Regions from separate parts of the Homo sapiens genome. Here region 1 is linked to region 2. A link is an interaction called in ENCODE POLR2A ChIA-PET data of the cell type or tissue named here. Cell type or tissue: OCI-LY7. All regions are shown on one strand.

Evidence for each region. Peaks named below come from ENCODE experiments on the same cell type or tissue, not always from the same donor. Only the 100,000 strongest peaks of a DNase experiment are listed, where the experiment ranks them.
Region 1: POLR2A ChIA-PET joins it to region 2 with 5 read pairs; 2 of 35 experiments call an interaction of 5 or more read pairs at or near these places.

The regions. Positions count from the first base shown.
Region 1 is chr7:75,661,057-75,669,056 of GRCh38, forward strand. The region is part of intron 1 of HIP1 (huntingtin interacting protein 1); the gene reads right to left. Among named protein-coding and RNA genes, the nearest start is that of HIP1, 74 kb to the right of the region's middle. In OCI-LY7, no CTCF peak of the experiment used is centred here; a DNase peak (open chromatin) is centred at 1,935; H3K4me3 peaks cover 2,218 bases; H3K27ac peaks cover 3,146 bases.
Region 2 is chr7:75,531,929-75,539,928 of GRCh38, forward strand. It overlaps HIP1 (huntingtin interacting protein 1), which reads right to left. Exons shown (of 31, transcript NM_005338.7): 30 at 7,395-7,503; 31 at 1,370-6,296. The coding sequence ends at 6,244. Among named protein-coding and RNA genes, the nearest start is that of SPDYE5, 44 kb to the left of the region's middle. RefSeq lists an enhancer at 3,283-3,532. In OCI-LY7, no CTCF peak of the experiment used is centred here; no DNase peak of the experiment used is centred here.

The DNA.
Region 1 (8,000 bases), 130 kb after region 2:
TCACTTGAGCCCAGGAGTTCAAGACTAGCCCGGGCAACATGGCAAAATCCCGTCTCTACCAAAAATGCAAAAATTAGGTGGTGTGGGGATGCCCTCCTATAGTCCCAGCTACTCAGGAGGTTGAGAAGGGAGGATCACTTGAGCCTGGGAGGTCAAGGCTGCAGTGAGCCATCTTTGCATCACTGCACTCCAGCCTAGGTGACAAAATGAGACCCTGTTAAAAAAAAAAAAAAAGGCCAGGTACAATGGCTCAGGTCTGTAATCCCAGTACTTCGGGAAGCCAAGGCAGTCGGATCACCTGAGGTCAGGAGCTTGAGACCAGCCTGGCCAACATGGTGAAACCCCGTCTCTACTAAAAATACAAAAATTAGCCGGGCGTGGTGGCGCACACCTGTAATCCCAGCTACTGAGGAGGCTGAGGCAGGAGAATCACTTGAACCCAGGAGGCGGAGGTTGCAGTGAGCCGAGATCATGCCGCTGCACTCCAGCCTGGGCAACAGAGCGAGACTCCATCTCAAAAAAAAAAAAAAAAAAAAAGGGAGGGACAACAAGTAGAAGATAAGGGCAGTGAGGGGCCCTGAAAGAAGGGGGAGTGGGTCCAGTCCTGCCGAGATCCCCAAGGATGCGAAGCAGGGAATGGGGAGCAAAAGGTGCTACAAGTGCTGTTAGGTCCTGATGTCATCTTGGGGGCAGCTACAGCAGAGTAACGCAGGCCTAAGTCCAAATGTGTGCCTTGGAGCCACTGGGGGAGGATGGGCAGTGGGAGGTGGTGAGAGGGATTTCTCTTTGGGAAAGGCTGGTGGTGAAGGGCAGGGAGTCACAGGAAGTTCCCCAAGAGTGTGGAAAAATCCAGAGGAGGCAATCAGGCTTTTAAGGATGGAGAAGATTTGCATATGGTGGGAGGCAGAAGGAACGGAGTGAAGAGGAAGCGCAATGGGAGAGAGATGGATGAGTGGACAGGGTCTCTGAGGAGGGGTGGACTGGAGAGTGGGTGCGTGAGTGAGCCACAAGGGGTGAAGGTGGAGGGGAGGGAGGAGGGGAAGGAGGGGGCGTAGCTGGCGATGTCATGGGGGATGAAATCAGAGATGATGAGGAGGCTCACACTGGAGGGTCTCCACTATTTTTGTTTGTTTGTTTGTTTGTTTGAGACAGGTTCTTGTTCTGTCACCCAGGATGGACCACAGTGGTGCGATCACAGCACATGGCAGCCTGGAACTCCTGGGCTCCAGTAACCCTCCCACCCCAGCCTCCCGAGTAGCTGGGAGTACAGACCTGCACCACCACGCCCAGCTATTTTATTTGGTAAAGATGAGGTCTTGCTATGTTGTCCTAGCTGGTCTCAAACTCCTGGTCTCAAGCAATCCTCCTACCTGGGACTCCCCCAGTGCTCAGACTACAAGTGTGAGCCACCATGCCTGGCTGGAAAGAGGCTTTTATTTATTTTATTTTATTAACTAATTTATTTTTGAGACAGCGTCTCGCTCTGTCGCCCAGGCTGGAGTGCAGTTGCGTGATCTCAGCTCACTGCAACCTCCCTCTCCCAGGTTCAAGTGACTCTCCTGCCTCAACTTCCCTAGAAGCTGGGATTACAGGCACACACTACCATGCCTGGCTAATTTCTGTATTTTTAGTAGAGACGGGATTTCACCATGTTGGTCAGTCTTGTCTCGAACTCCTGACCTCAAATGATCCATCCTCCTCAGCCTCCTGGAGTGAGCCACGGTGCCTGGCCTGGAAAGAGGTTTTTAAAGGTTAGAGGACACGAGGGCCTGTTTTTAAGCTGAGAGGAGGAATAATTATTGAAGATATGAAAGAGAATGGGGACAGGGACAGAGCAAGTTCTCAGAGGACACCAGCACAGGTGGCTAAGATCCGAGCTGCTTCCTGCAGCGTCACCACACCGGCGACCCATGCTGAGGCTTCCTCAATGAAAATCCCCACCTTTTTTCTACATGAACTGCTGCAAGCCACAGTTGCCCATCTGATATTTGCATGCCTGTGAGTTTCAGATGTAACTACAAGAATTTACACTTATCCTAATTACGTTTCATAAACTGTCTTTATGATCATCTGTTCTGGTACAACGACCAAGAAAACATTCAGTGGGTGGTTTGGCAAGTTCTGTTTTGAATCAGCTGTGCACCAGGTGTGTGCCAGGCCAGTAGGAAGATCCCGGACAGCGTCTTTGCTCTCCAGATGTCTGTAGTGTAAGTGGGAAGGAAAACTCAAAGACAGATCATTTAAACAAATATAATGTCCAGACCAGGAGGGGTGGCGTACACCTATAGTCCCAGCTACTCAGGAGGCTGAGGTGGGAGGATCGCTGGAACCTAGGCAGTCAAGGCTGCAGTGAGCTATGATTGCACCACTGCACTCCAGCCTGGGTGACAGAGTGTGTCATCCTGGCGGCACTGCTCCTACCCCTACAGCAGGCGAGGCGGACTGATGTAGGAGGCAGATGGTCAATTCAGGGTGTTTGCCAGGGGACAGGAGCAGATCTGAGTTTTTGATGCATCACTGACCTCTGTGCAGGGACAGCTCTGAGGATGGCCAGGGTGGAGACTGGGATCAGTGAAGAGGGTACTGCCAGTTCTGGGTGTACTAGATGAGTCCTGACCATGAGCAGTGAAAATAGGAAAGAGATGAGAGAACAGAGCCGCCAGGGAGTATTTAGGAGGTAAAACCCAGCAGGAGACGGGAATGGAAGGGAGTGGGAGGGGAGTGGAGTAGTGAGTGATAATTTGACTTCTAGTTTTCTGACTCAGCTAATCAGTAGAGCAACGGTCCTGCTAAGGCAAGATTACAGGGGATCAGAACACAGGGAGGTGTCAGCCTCTAGCAGGGGAACAGCTACCTTCCATTATTTTATGTATGTGTGTATATATATATATACACATATATGTGTATATATATATACACATATATGTGTATATATATACACATATATGTGTATATATATACACATATATGTGTATATATATACACATATATGTGTATATACACATATATGTGTATATACACACACATATACACACATATGTGCATACATACATGTATGCATATATGCACACACATGTGTGTACATACATACATGTATGTGTGTATATTTACATACATATATGTACATACATATATACACACATATACATATGTATATATACATATATTGTGTGTGTATACATACACATACTATATACACACATATATGTATACATACATATATACACACATATATGTATGTATATATGTATGTATATGTATACATACACATGCATATATATGTGTGTATGTATACGTATACATACATATATACACATACATATGTGTATGTATACGTATACATACATATATACACATACATATGTGTGTGTATACATATACATACATATATACACATACATATGTGTGTGTGTATACGTATACACACATATATACACATACATATATATGTATGTGTATGTATACGTATACATACATATATACACATACATATATATGTATGTGTATGTATACGTATACATACATATATATATGTATAGGGAGAGAGAGAGAGAGAGAGAGACAGGCAGACGGACAGACAAAGTCTTGCTCCATTGCTCCATTGCCCAGGCTGGAGTGCAGTAGTACAATCTCGGCTCACTGCAACCTCTGCCTCCCAGGTTCAAGCAATTCTCATGCCTCAGCTTCCTGAGTAGCTGGGATTACAAGCATGCACCACCACGTCCGACTAATTTTTGTATTTTTAGTAGGGTTGGGATTTCACCATATTGGCCAGGCTGGTCTTGAACTCCTGGCCTCAAGTGATCTGCCTGCCTTGGCCTCCCAAAGTGCTGGGATTACGGGCGTGAGCCATCATGCCCAGTCCAGATACTTTCCATTTCAACAGAGGGAAAGAAGAGACTAATTTGGGCTCAAATACACTGAGATGTCTGGTTGGCTGGGTTTGGTGGTTCGCACCTGTAATCCTAGCTCTTTGGGAGGCCAAGGTGTTCGAAACCAGCCTGGGAAATATAGTGAATATAGTGAGACCCTGTTTCTACAAAAAAAATTTAAAAATTAGAAAGGCATGGAGGTGCACACATATAGTCCCAGCTAGTCAGGGGGTTGAGGGAGGAGGATTGTTTGAGGCCAGGAGTTGGAGGCTACAGTGAGCTATGATCAAGCCACTGCACTCCAGCCTGGGTGACAGAGCAAGACCCTATCTCTATAAAAAAATAAGAACAATTAAAACAAAATAAAGGTCTGGCTGCAGGAAGCAGAGGGCATTTCCATCTGATAAATTTGATTTTCTGTGTGAAATTAGGAGGGATGGAGTTGTAGCTTGGAGGGGCAGGAAGGTTTGAGGTAGTATCTGTGGAGAGAACCACGTGGGGCACAAAAGGGCCACTGAGCAGTGTTGAAGGTCCAGTGGGATGTGGAGGCCATCCTGTCTTGTGGCTTTGCTAATGGTATCTTTTCTCATACTAAAGCTTCTCATTTTTCCGTAGTCATTTTTTTTTTTTTGAGACAGTCTCGCTCTGTCGCTCAGGCTGGAGTGCAGTGGTGTGATCTCAGCTTACTGCAACCTCCACCTCCTGGATTCAAGTGATTCTCCTGCCTCAGCCTCCCCAGTAGCTGGGATTGCAGGCATGCCATCACCATGCCTGGCTAATTTTTGTATTTTCAGTAGAGACGGGGTTTTGCTATGTTGGCCAGGCTGGTCTCGAACTCCTGGACTCAAGTGATCCGCCTGCTTCGGCCTCCCAAAGTGCTGGGATTACAGGCATGAGCCACTGCTCCTGGCCTTTCCATAGTCAAATTTATCAACTTTTCCATTATAGCTTGTAGGTTTGTGGTATGCTTTAGGAAGCCTTCCTTTTATATGGCAATGTGAAAAAAACCAACAAAACAAAACAACTGGGCAGGCCTGTATGTATGGACTGAAACAATATCCAAGATCTATGTTACTCAGCGAAATACCACTGCAGACCCACACAGACGATATGCTTGCAGTTGCACAGAGGTGGCTGCCTCTGCAGAGAAGGACCAGAGGCTGGGGGATGTGGGATGAACTGGTCACCCTCTTGTATGGTAGATTTTTTTTTAATCATGCTTTATTAATTAATTAATTAATTAATTTTATTTTTTTTTGAGATGGAGTCTCCCTCTGTTGCCCAGGCCGGAGTGCAGTGGCGTGATCTCGGCTCATTGCAACCTCTTCCTCCTGGGTTCAAGCGATTCTCCTGCCTCAGCCTCCCAAGTAGCTGGGATTACAGGTGCATCATCACCATGCCCGGCTAATTTTTGTACATTCAGTAGAGACAGGGTTTCGCCATGTTGGCCAGGCTGGTCTCAAACTACTGACCTCAGATGATCCACCCACCTCGGCCTCCCAAAGTGCTGGGATTACAGGCGTGAGCCACCGTGCCAGGCCCATGCATTATATATTTAAAAAATAGATACAATCAATAAAAGAAAATTACAAAGAAAGACAAAGGACAAGAAGGCTGTGGGTCAATAGCGACACCGATATTCTCCACTGCGTGGTCTTCTACAGCAGCATTCAGGAAACTGGGCATGGTGGACCCAAGGTTAGATAGAGCGGGTGTTACTGAAGTCACAGGGCAAGGGAGATGCGAGAAGGATGGAAGGCAAGGACGCTGCTTGTCCAATGGGAGAAAGTACGGATGTGTTTCAGACACGGAACAGTTCCCGACCCCAAGAACGCAGATCACCTGGGACCAGAGGAAAGAAACTAAGGTGCTAAAAGGTTAAATAATTTACAAGGGCACACACACCTACCAGAGCGTTTTGTTCTGGCTCCAGGGCCTAATTAACCTTCACCGTTATGCGACGCTCCATTTCACAAAATCATACTAAGCAAAAAAGCAGGACACGAAACCATTTATATAGTATGAGCACAGTTTTACGAAAAGGGTTATAAATATATATATGTATATATGTGTATATATATTTATAGGTGGTGTATGTATAGGCAGACACTGGAAAGAAATATGCTCAAATGTTAAGAGTGGTTATGAGTGGTGATTTTTAAAACTGTTTTTCTAGACTTTCTAAAATTAACATTAACATAATTAACAGGAAAAAAATGTTATTTAAAATAGCCACTGGGATGGGCAAGAATCAAAGACATTCTATAAAAATAGACTTTCTGGGAAAAGGTACCCTGGCAACATACCCTGAGAATTTGAATAAATAAAAAGTACTTTACTTGATTCATGGAGTGATAATGGAAAGAACATGAGATTTAGAAGACCTGGATTCAGGCTTCTTAGAAAAGTGTTAACTCACTAAGCCTCCATTTCCTTATATAAATATAGGCATGAAAATAGCAAAACTTGTTTCACAAGGCTGTTGTTGTAGAGACCAAGACAGATATTTCAAATGAAAAAATTCTATAAACCAAACTGTGTTAGTTTAATATTATTTATTCATTTATTGAAAATGGAGGCAGGGTCTCCCTCTGTCACCCAGGCTGGAGGGCACTGGTTCAATCATAGCTCACTGCAGTCTTGAGCTCCTGGGCTCAGGTGATCCTCCCATCTCAGCCTCCCAAGTAGCTGAGGCTACACGCGTGTGCCATCACGCCTGGCTAATTAAAAATTTTGTGAGTGTGTAGAGACAAGGTCTCACTATGTTGCCCAGATTGGTCTCAAACTCCTGGCCTCAAGGAATCCTCCCACCTCGGCCTCACAAAGTGCTGGGATTACAGGCATGAGCCACTGCACCCGGCAGTTTGATGCTATTAATTCTACCTTTTACTTATTTATTAATGCATTGGCATATGCCCAATTCAAAATGCTACTGTGATTGTAAGACGCAATGCCAATTCTAGATTAATCAGTGACTTTGATTTTATAAAACAGACATCTGCAAATTCCAAATCAGGAGATGGTTTGTATTACTGAGCCATGTAATTATGATGAATATCTCAAGCCCCTGTATTTCAACTCAAAAATTATTGTCAGGTACACTTCAAGGTGACACCATCCCTGGATTTCCTGTTCCAGGGCTCCACGATTTTCCTAGAAGCCAAGGCCATGACCTTTGCTAACTCGCAGCTATTTGAAGCTTTCAAGCCTGTGCCCATAATGGCTCATAAACCCTTTTTGGCACCAAACCAAAAGTCAGATCAGTTTTCCAAAATGCCTTCCCCTGAACTCATATTCCCTCTTGCCTCAGTGGCGAGGGTCGGGGAGTGTCCCTCCTCCTGTTGAGAACAGCCTCTCTATAGGATTCCTGCACTCAGGACTTCCCAACTTTTGTTTTGTATTGTTTTGTTTTTGAGACAGAGTTTCACTCTTGTCGCCCAGGCTGGAGTGCAATGGTGCCATCTCAGCTCACTGCAACCTCTGCCTCCCAGGTTCAAGTGATTCTCCTGCTTCAGCCTCCCGAGTAGCTGGGTTTACAGGTGGCCGCCAGCACACCGGGCTAATTTTTGTATTGTTAGTAGAGACAGGGTTTCACCATGTTGGCCAGGCTGGTCTCGAACTCCTGATCTCAGGTGATCCACCCACCTTGGCCTCCCAAAGTGCTGGGATTACAGGCATGAGCCACCACCCCTGGCCGGGACTTCCCAACTTTTCAAGCCATCATGCCCTTGGGCCAACCTCCTGGCCAATGATAGCACCATCAGCTCACCGCTGGACCAACTGCAGCATCTGCAACATCCTCCCAGTTTTCACTCTTGGACACCTGTAGCCTATCTCTATATGCAATCAGAATAATACATTTTTTTAAAACTGAGATATAACTCAGACACCATAGAATTCACCATTTTTAAAAAGGGTATAGTTCAGTGATTTTTAATGTATTTTCAAGGTTATATAATCATCATCACCAATTCCAGGACATTTTCATCACCCCAAAAAGAAAACCTGGCTGGGCGCGGTGGCTCACGCCTGTAATCCCAGCACTTTGGGAGGCCGAGGCGGGCAGATCACTTGAAGTCAGGAGTTGGAGACCAGCCTGGCCAACACGGCGAAACCTCGTTTCTACTT
Region 2 (8,000 bases):
TTGCATCGCAAGGGTGCAGAGGGAGGAGCCACAGCCTGAACCCCCAGATTTTATGACACCTGATCTATATGATAAGTTTTTTTTTTTTTTTAAATATTATGTTTTTTTAGACAGGGTCTCTGTCATCCAGGTTGGAGTGCAGTAGCGCAGTCATGGCTTACCGCAGCCTCGACCTCTCCAGGGGCTCACATGATTCTCCCATCTCGCCCTCCCTAGAAGCTGGGGGTACAGGTGCACACCACCATGCCCAGCTATTTTTTTTTTTTTTTGTATTTTTTATAGAGACAGGGTTTTGCCATGTTGCCCGGGCTGGTCTCAAATGCCTTGGCCTCCCAAAGTGCTGGGATTACAGGCATGAATCACCATGCCCAGCCTAAATGGCAGTGTTAACCACTTCGGGACTTTTTTTTTTTTTTTTTTTTGAGACCGAGTTTTGCTCTTGTTGCCCAGACTGGAATGCAGTGGCGTGATCTCGGCTTACCACAACCTCCGCCTCCTGGGTTCAAGTGATTCTCCTGCCTCAGCCTCCCGAGTAGCTGGGACTACAGACATATGTCACCACACTTGGCTAATTTTGTATTTTTAGTAGAGATGGGGGTTTCTCCATGTTGGTTAGGCTGGTCTTGAACTCCCGACCTCAGGTGATCTGCCCGCATCGGTCTCCCAAACTGCTGGGATTACAGGTGTGAGCCACAGTCCTTGGCCCACTTCGGGACTTTCTATTTGATCATTCCCATGGACAGGAGAGCGTACAGGGAGGATGGAACATGTTTAAGAAGTGCAAACAAATGTCTTTTTTTTTTTTTCAAGAGACAGGGTCTTGCTCTGTTGCCCAGGGTGGAGTGCAATGGCGTGATCACTGCAGCCTCAACCTCCTGGGCTGAACTGAGCCTCCTGACTCAGCCTCCCAAGTAGCTGGGACTACAGGCATATGCTACCATTCCCAGTTAATTTTGTTGTAGACGGGGTCTTGCTGTGTTGCCCAGGTTGCTCTCAAACTCCTGCACTCAAGTGATCCTCCCACTGCAGCCTCCCAAATTGCTGGGATTACAGGCATGAGCCACCATGCCCAATATCAAACTAATATTTCTTTTTTTTTTTTCCTTTTTGTGGAGAACAGCTTCTCACTATATTTTCCAGGCAGGTCTCTTAACTCCTGGGCTCAAGCTATCCTCCTGCCTCTGCCTCCCTAAGAGCTGGGATTACTGGTGTGAGCCACCACACCCGGCTCAAAACTAATATTTCTAAGATATATTCCCAGAGGTGTGGGGCTAAGTGGATTCCATGAACCCCAGGATACAAATGCAGGCTTCTCACTGGAGCCTATACCTCAGAGCCACGCTGGCTGGTCAATCACCACCACGCTCCATTGCCAGGCGGAAATATTTATTTGAAAAATTGAAAACACAGATGCAATGTATTATACAAAGAAAGGTCTTAATACCATAATAAAAGTATTGTTGGAGGGAAACAGAAGCCAGTGGCCACCTGCCCTGGGAAGGTAGGCACTCAGTGAAAAATGAAATTCATTTCAAGGAACTACCCTAATGGAAACCCAGGGGAAAGGTTAAAAACAGAAGAAAAACAAACCCAACCCTATCCCTGCAAACTGAAATGTGAAAGAGTCTGTTATAAGTTTGAGACAACTGCATTATCACCAAGATGTAACCGAACCCCCTCGGTTTGTCCCTATGAGTGGTAATCAGTTTCATTTAGGGCCTTCAAACCTGAGGTAGTTGAGGGTCACCTGAAAGACATGTCTGGAAAAATCTACTCTCAGAATCGAACCCAACAGCATTGAATTGTTTCCTGTTGCTTTGGCTCCTGACAACACCACGGTGTGGTGCTGATCTTGTATTTGGTCTGGACCTGGGAGAGGAAGGAATTTGGCAGCAAACAGCTGGCTGGTTTGCTGCGCCGATGGCTGGCAGGTCCGTGGTGGTGGTTTTCTATGCTACAGGTGGTGCAGTCTCTGGAGGACAAGGATGGCAGAGAGAGGGCAAAGCCAGTTTGCTTGGAAAGCCAATGTTGGAACTGGAGGCTTTCCCTGGCAGGATTTCCAGAGATTTGGAAAGGTGGTAGAAGGTAGCAAGATGCTGACCGGTTATTAAAGACCAGGGTCAAATGGAGCCAGGAGACCCCTCTAGACTAAGGAGCTAAGAGGGAACTTCCAGCTGCAAGCTGAGAACTAGCTCCTGCACAGGGTCGAGGGGCCAAAGCCAACTAATCTGACCGGAGCGACATGTACCTGTGATTCCCGTGTTACCTGGTGGCATAAACCTTGGTGTCTGACTTGGTAGCTGGGACAGTTCCAAGAAAAGTTGCTCTAGACAGTGGTTCTTCCAGCCACTGGGTTAGAGGGACCCGTATTCTGGTGGGATTTTAGGGGTACTGCTATGGACGGCTGCATCAGCAGACAATCTAAACTAGTCTCATTTAAACTCCTTGCTCAGATATAAAATAACCCTGCCAAGATGGCTCTTCTCTTCTATTTCTTTCTCTCTCTCTCTCTTTTTTTTTTTTGAGATGGAGTCTCACTCTGTGACCCAGGCTGGAGTGCAGTGGTGCGATCTTGGCTCACTACAACCTCTGTCCCCCGGGTTCAAGTGATTCTCCTGCCTCAGCCTCCCCAGTAGCTGGGATTATAGGCGCCTGCCACCATGCCCGGCTAATTTTTGTATTTTTAGTAGAGACGGGGTTTCACCATGTTGGCCAGGCTAGTCTTGAACTCCTGACCTCAGGTGATCCACCCGCCCCTGCCTCCCAAAGTGCTGGGATTAAACGTGTGAGACACCATGTCTGGCCTCTTTCTCTTATGTAAACAAACATCTTTTCTCTAGAGGTCTCAGGGCACTGTCTTACAAACTTAAGTAACAGATGCAGCTGTTTTTTAACTTCTTGTCGATCCTAAGCCATGATTTTGTTGCTGTCCCATCTTGTCATGACCCATTTACGCTCACCCGAGACTTGTCACTAGTGATGCTCAGTGACTCATTTAGAAGGCTTGCAGGTTCATTTTTAGCTTTAAGATGTGATTCCCGTTTTAATCCAAGGTGTGTCATTAAATAGCTCTTCATCTTCATTTTTAGAAGAGTCACAATAGGACAATTTGATTTTGTCTAGAGAATGGGGTAGCCATTCTAATCTGAGCTATTACGAAAGTAATTATGTGACATCTGACAGCTACTTCCTCATGTGACACTGAATTAGCCTCTGCTTCTGTTTAAGTGCTTTCTTAACCGTTATGACTCAGGCTAAGTCGATGAAGTTTTTAAACATTTCTGTGGCTTCTTTTTAGAGACAGGATCATTCAGATAATTTTTTGTTTGTTTTTAAAGAGATGGAGTCTCGCTCTGTCACTCAGGCTGGAGTGCAGTGGGAAATCATGGCTCATTGCAGCCTCAAACTCCTGGGCTGGGCTCTGACACAGAATCTTTTTTTTTTTGAGACAGGGTCTCACTCTGTCACCCAGGCCGGAGTGCACTGGCACAATCAGGGCTGACTGCAGCCTCGACTTCCCAAGCTCAAGCAATTCTCCCACCTTAGCTCCCCAACTAGCTGAGACTACAGGCATGCACCATCATGCCCGGCTAATTTTGTTTTTGAATTTTAGTAGAGATGAGGTCTTGCTATGATGCCCAGCCTGGTCTCAAACTCCTGAGCTCAAGCAATCATCCCGTCTTGGCCTCCCAAAGTTCTGGGATTACAGGCATGCGCCACTGTGCCCGGCTGGGCAGAGAATCTTAATTTGATCCATTACACTAGACTGTTTGCCCCATTTGTAATTTTTTTTTTTTTTTGAGACGGAGTTTTGCTCTTGTTGCCCAGGCTGGAGTACAATGGCGTGATCTCAGCTCACTGCAACCTCTGCCTCTGGGGTTCAGGTGATTCTCCTGTCTCAGCCTCCTGAGTAGCTGGGATTACGGGCACCCGTCACTACGCTCGGCTAATTTTTGGTATTTTTAGTAGAGATGGGGGTTTCACCATGTTGGACAGGCTGGTCTTGAACTCCTGACCTCAGGTGATCCTACCACCTCAGCCTCTCAAAGTGCTGGGATTACAGGCGTGAGCCACTGTGCCCGGCCACCCCTTGGTAATTGGGAACATATGAGTTAGAATGGCTGAGATCTAGAAGTGAGGACTAGCCACTTTTGGAAATGTTGACCCGCATCAAGAACACACCGATTGGTTTAGTTGCCACAACTGGGACAGGGAAGCCACGCACCATTCCTTCTGAGCCTTGAATCAAAAAAATACTAAGCAGAAAGCAGCATTCAACATTAAGACTGCCCAATTTCTAGTGCTGATACTTCCTTAGCCCAGTATGGAGGTCACACGTCTGAGTATGGTCATCCGAGGTCCTGGGAGAGAGTTTTTTGAATGTCCCACTTAGAAAATGCACAGAGAGGGAGTTGGGGAGGGGGGTGGGCTAGGGAGATGGGGGTTGGTTCACAGTGATCAAACAGAAGTCTCACAACCCGTCATGTAGCAAAACCTAGCAATATTCTGTTGGAGCAGATCCTGGGAAGTGCTTGATGGCTACCACCAATGAGTTGCTATAGATAAAGAAGGAAGACGCTGTTTTTCCAAGATCAGAAGGTCACTTAAATGCTGGGGTCCATCTAGAAGAGGAAAAGTGCTGTTGGGCTGCCCATCCCTGGCAAGCTGTTCATGTGCCCTCTGTCCTCATCCTGTCCACAGGGCAGCGAGAGCCTGGGGCATGTGGCTGAAAGGAGTTGGAGCCGCTGGCTCTGTCCTTTCTCATTTTCTCTGACCCAAGAGCTCCAAATGATCTCCTTGCTTTGGGATCCAAGTCAGTAACAGTCCAGCACCTTGGCCTTTCTTCTGATTCTTGAAGGCTGATGTAGCCGGGCAGAAAGATGAGCCTTGCTAGAGTCACACCTGAAGTTCTGATTGCTCCAAGCATCTCTTTGTAGGCTGTTGCTGCTTAAGGGAGGTTAGTAATAAATACTAAGGGTAGCAAACCAAGTATAGGGTTCTTCCCTGATGGGAGCAATTGCATCTGATCTTCCGGGTTTGTCAATTGCGTAGAAGGTGGAACGATCTTCCTATTCAAGAGGATGCCAAGGCAGACGTCTGCAGAAAGGAGTTGGGAATCACTCCCACACTCCGTCTCTGGGCCAAGGGAGACGGCCCGCTTGACAGAGACCATTCACGGACAGTTCATTCCGGCAGGGAAGTAGTGTTGTTGATCTCACCAGCTCCATTCAAGCATGTGATCAAGTTTTTGAGCCTCGTCACGGGAACTGGGCTGTGTGAACCCTCTTGTCCCTCTTTCTGTTGTCTTCTCCCTTGTAAAGGCGGACAGAGGCTTTCCGCCGGGATTCAGCTTTAGGAGGGAAAGGCACTCACTCTCCTTCTGCTTTTTGAGGAAAGCTGTCACTCAGCAGCTCCGCCTGACCCTGGAGCATGGACTGGGTGGGCCAGCACTTGGTCAGTGTGGAGGCGGAGATGGAGCACCGAGAGGCCTGGGCAGCACCATCGCTGGAGCTACCACAGTTGGGGGGCCCTGGAGACTCAGCCCCAGGGGTGTGCCCTTTGGGAGAGTTGGCTATGTGAGTGAAACTTAAAAAAAAAAACAAAACCAAAAAACCCAACCAACCACCATAAGAAGCAGTGGAAATCCATGGCACTGCCCAAAGAGGGGGAGAATGGCTTTGGCATTCACAGCCAGGACACTCCTGCCGTCCTTCTGACTGTGCAGATCTCAGGGTAGTGTCCTGGTTTGGAATCCATCAGCCCTCTGATGCTCACAAGTTTGTGCAAATGATGAAACTGAAAAGACTGAGAAGAAAACAGAAAAGAAAAGGCATAAGATCTTCCCTTTCCAAGCTGTCAACAAACAACAAGCAGCTCCTCTATTAAGGATACCCATTGTTGTGGGGGTCAAATAGTCAGCAGGACTGGATGTTGGTCCTCTCTGTTGAGTGGCCCTGCCCCCCACCACCCCTCTTCGTACCTAGGCTTGCTCATGGGCAGCACTGGCCAGCCTGGATGCTAACTAGGGAGGCGGGAAAAGAACAGAGATGACCATGGGTCCAAACAGAAAGGGTGTCGCTATGGAGGGAGTCTTTGGAAGTGTCATGCATGTCCTCGGCACTGGGTAATGGCAGTGGTGTGGCTGCCCCTGGGACTCCAAGGATTTGGCCTGTGGCTGGGGAAATAACACACACGAGATAGGTAACAAGGATTTACACTGACATATGGGGTGTTGGTTTGGCTCTATTCTTTTTCGGTTACCACTTCTTGCAGTGTAGGTGGAGATGCCTCTGTTCCTAAAAGACAATGATAATTTATGTTGCAAAGCACTCATGAATGCATTCATTCACTTAACCAACAAAACCTGCCACCATGGGGGCTCAAAAATACATTATAATTATAACCATGGTGTAATCACATAGTCCCCAAGTTTCGTGTCTAGGAATGACTAGGATCTGTCTATGGTTGGTGCCCAGAGTCAGTCAAGTCCACTAAGAGTGAACAGTCTTGGCTGTGATCAAGTTGACTGCTTTCGACATGCAGACAACAACATATAGACTCGAGGTGATGGATGGCAAGTCTCTGGGCTGGCAGCCTGAATGTGACTCCATGCCACTCCATTTCTCAGCACCTGATCCCTTCTTTTTTTTTTTTTTTTTTTTTTGAGATGGAGTCTCGCTCTGTTGCCCAGGCTGGAGTGCAGTGGCGCGATCTCGGCTCACTGCAAGCTCCGCCTCCCGGGTTCACGCCATTCTCCTGCCTCAGCCTCCTGAGTAGCTGGGACTACAGGCGCCCACCACCACGCCAGGCTAATTTTTTGTATTTTTAGTAGAGACGGGGTTTCACCGTGTTAGCCAGGATGGTCTCGATCTCCTGACCTCGTGATCCGCCCGCCTCGGCCTCCCAAAGTGCTGGGATTATAGGCGTGAGCCACCACGCCCGGCCTAGCACCTGATCCCTTCTGTCTTTTGGCAATTGTTGCCCTTCACTGGCTCTAGATAGACAGAACCTTGTAATTCACTTGTCCCTGTCTGCCAGATCTCGACTGACCACTATTTATTCATTTTTCAACTCTCTGCTGGCCAGAAACTAAATTCCCAGGGAGTTGGCAAGGCTAGCTGGGCCTGGGAGGGAATGGCAGTGAGTGAGTTATGATCAATGTTTAGGTCTTAAAAGGTGACAACAAAAGCTTTCAAATCACCATAACTTCACCCAAAGTTAGGCTTAAAGGTTATTTACAACGGAAGAGAAAACAGGTTCCATGAGGAGAGAAGAGAAGGAAGAAGCCACCGATCTGGTGGGTTCCTTGTTCTGTTCCATTCTAGGGGAAGGCCCTGGCCACACAGCTTCCCCTCCCTGCTGCGGGTTAGTGCCCATCCTTGGAGTCAGCTTACCTTCTTCCCAGCCCTCAGCAACACCAGCAAGCTCGTAGTGCTTTTTCCGAAGCTCTCCCAGTTTTTGACGCTCCTTCTGCAATTCATTTTCTAGCTCTAGCACCCTAACCTGTAAGGGAAATTAAGTGGGATTTTCTCTTAATCATCTCTCAGAGATTTAATTTTTATTTATTTTTTTATAGAGATGGGGTCTTGTTCTGCTGCCCAGGCTGGTAGTGAACTCCTGGCCTCAAGAGATCCTCCTGTCTTGGCCTCCCAAAGTGCTGAGATTACAGGCATGAAACACCATGCCCAGCCTACATCTATCTTATTTTGATTACTCCCTTTCTGCTGCATTGTGAATTCCTCTTCTTCCATATTATTCACCGTTTCCATACTTTATCTGGCCCTCAATTTCAATTCTCTTCTTTGCTCTAATTTTTCCATTCTCCCATTCATTTATCTATCCCAGTAGCTCTTATGCTTTACTCACTGTGATCTTCTACTGGAAGTGAATGATGCTTTACAAATGCCTAAATGGTAGGTGGGCTTATCTTCTGTTCCTCTGAGAAATCACTATCTAAAAACAACTCTAATGTTTAGCCTAACTGTATGGTGAGTACCAAT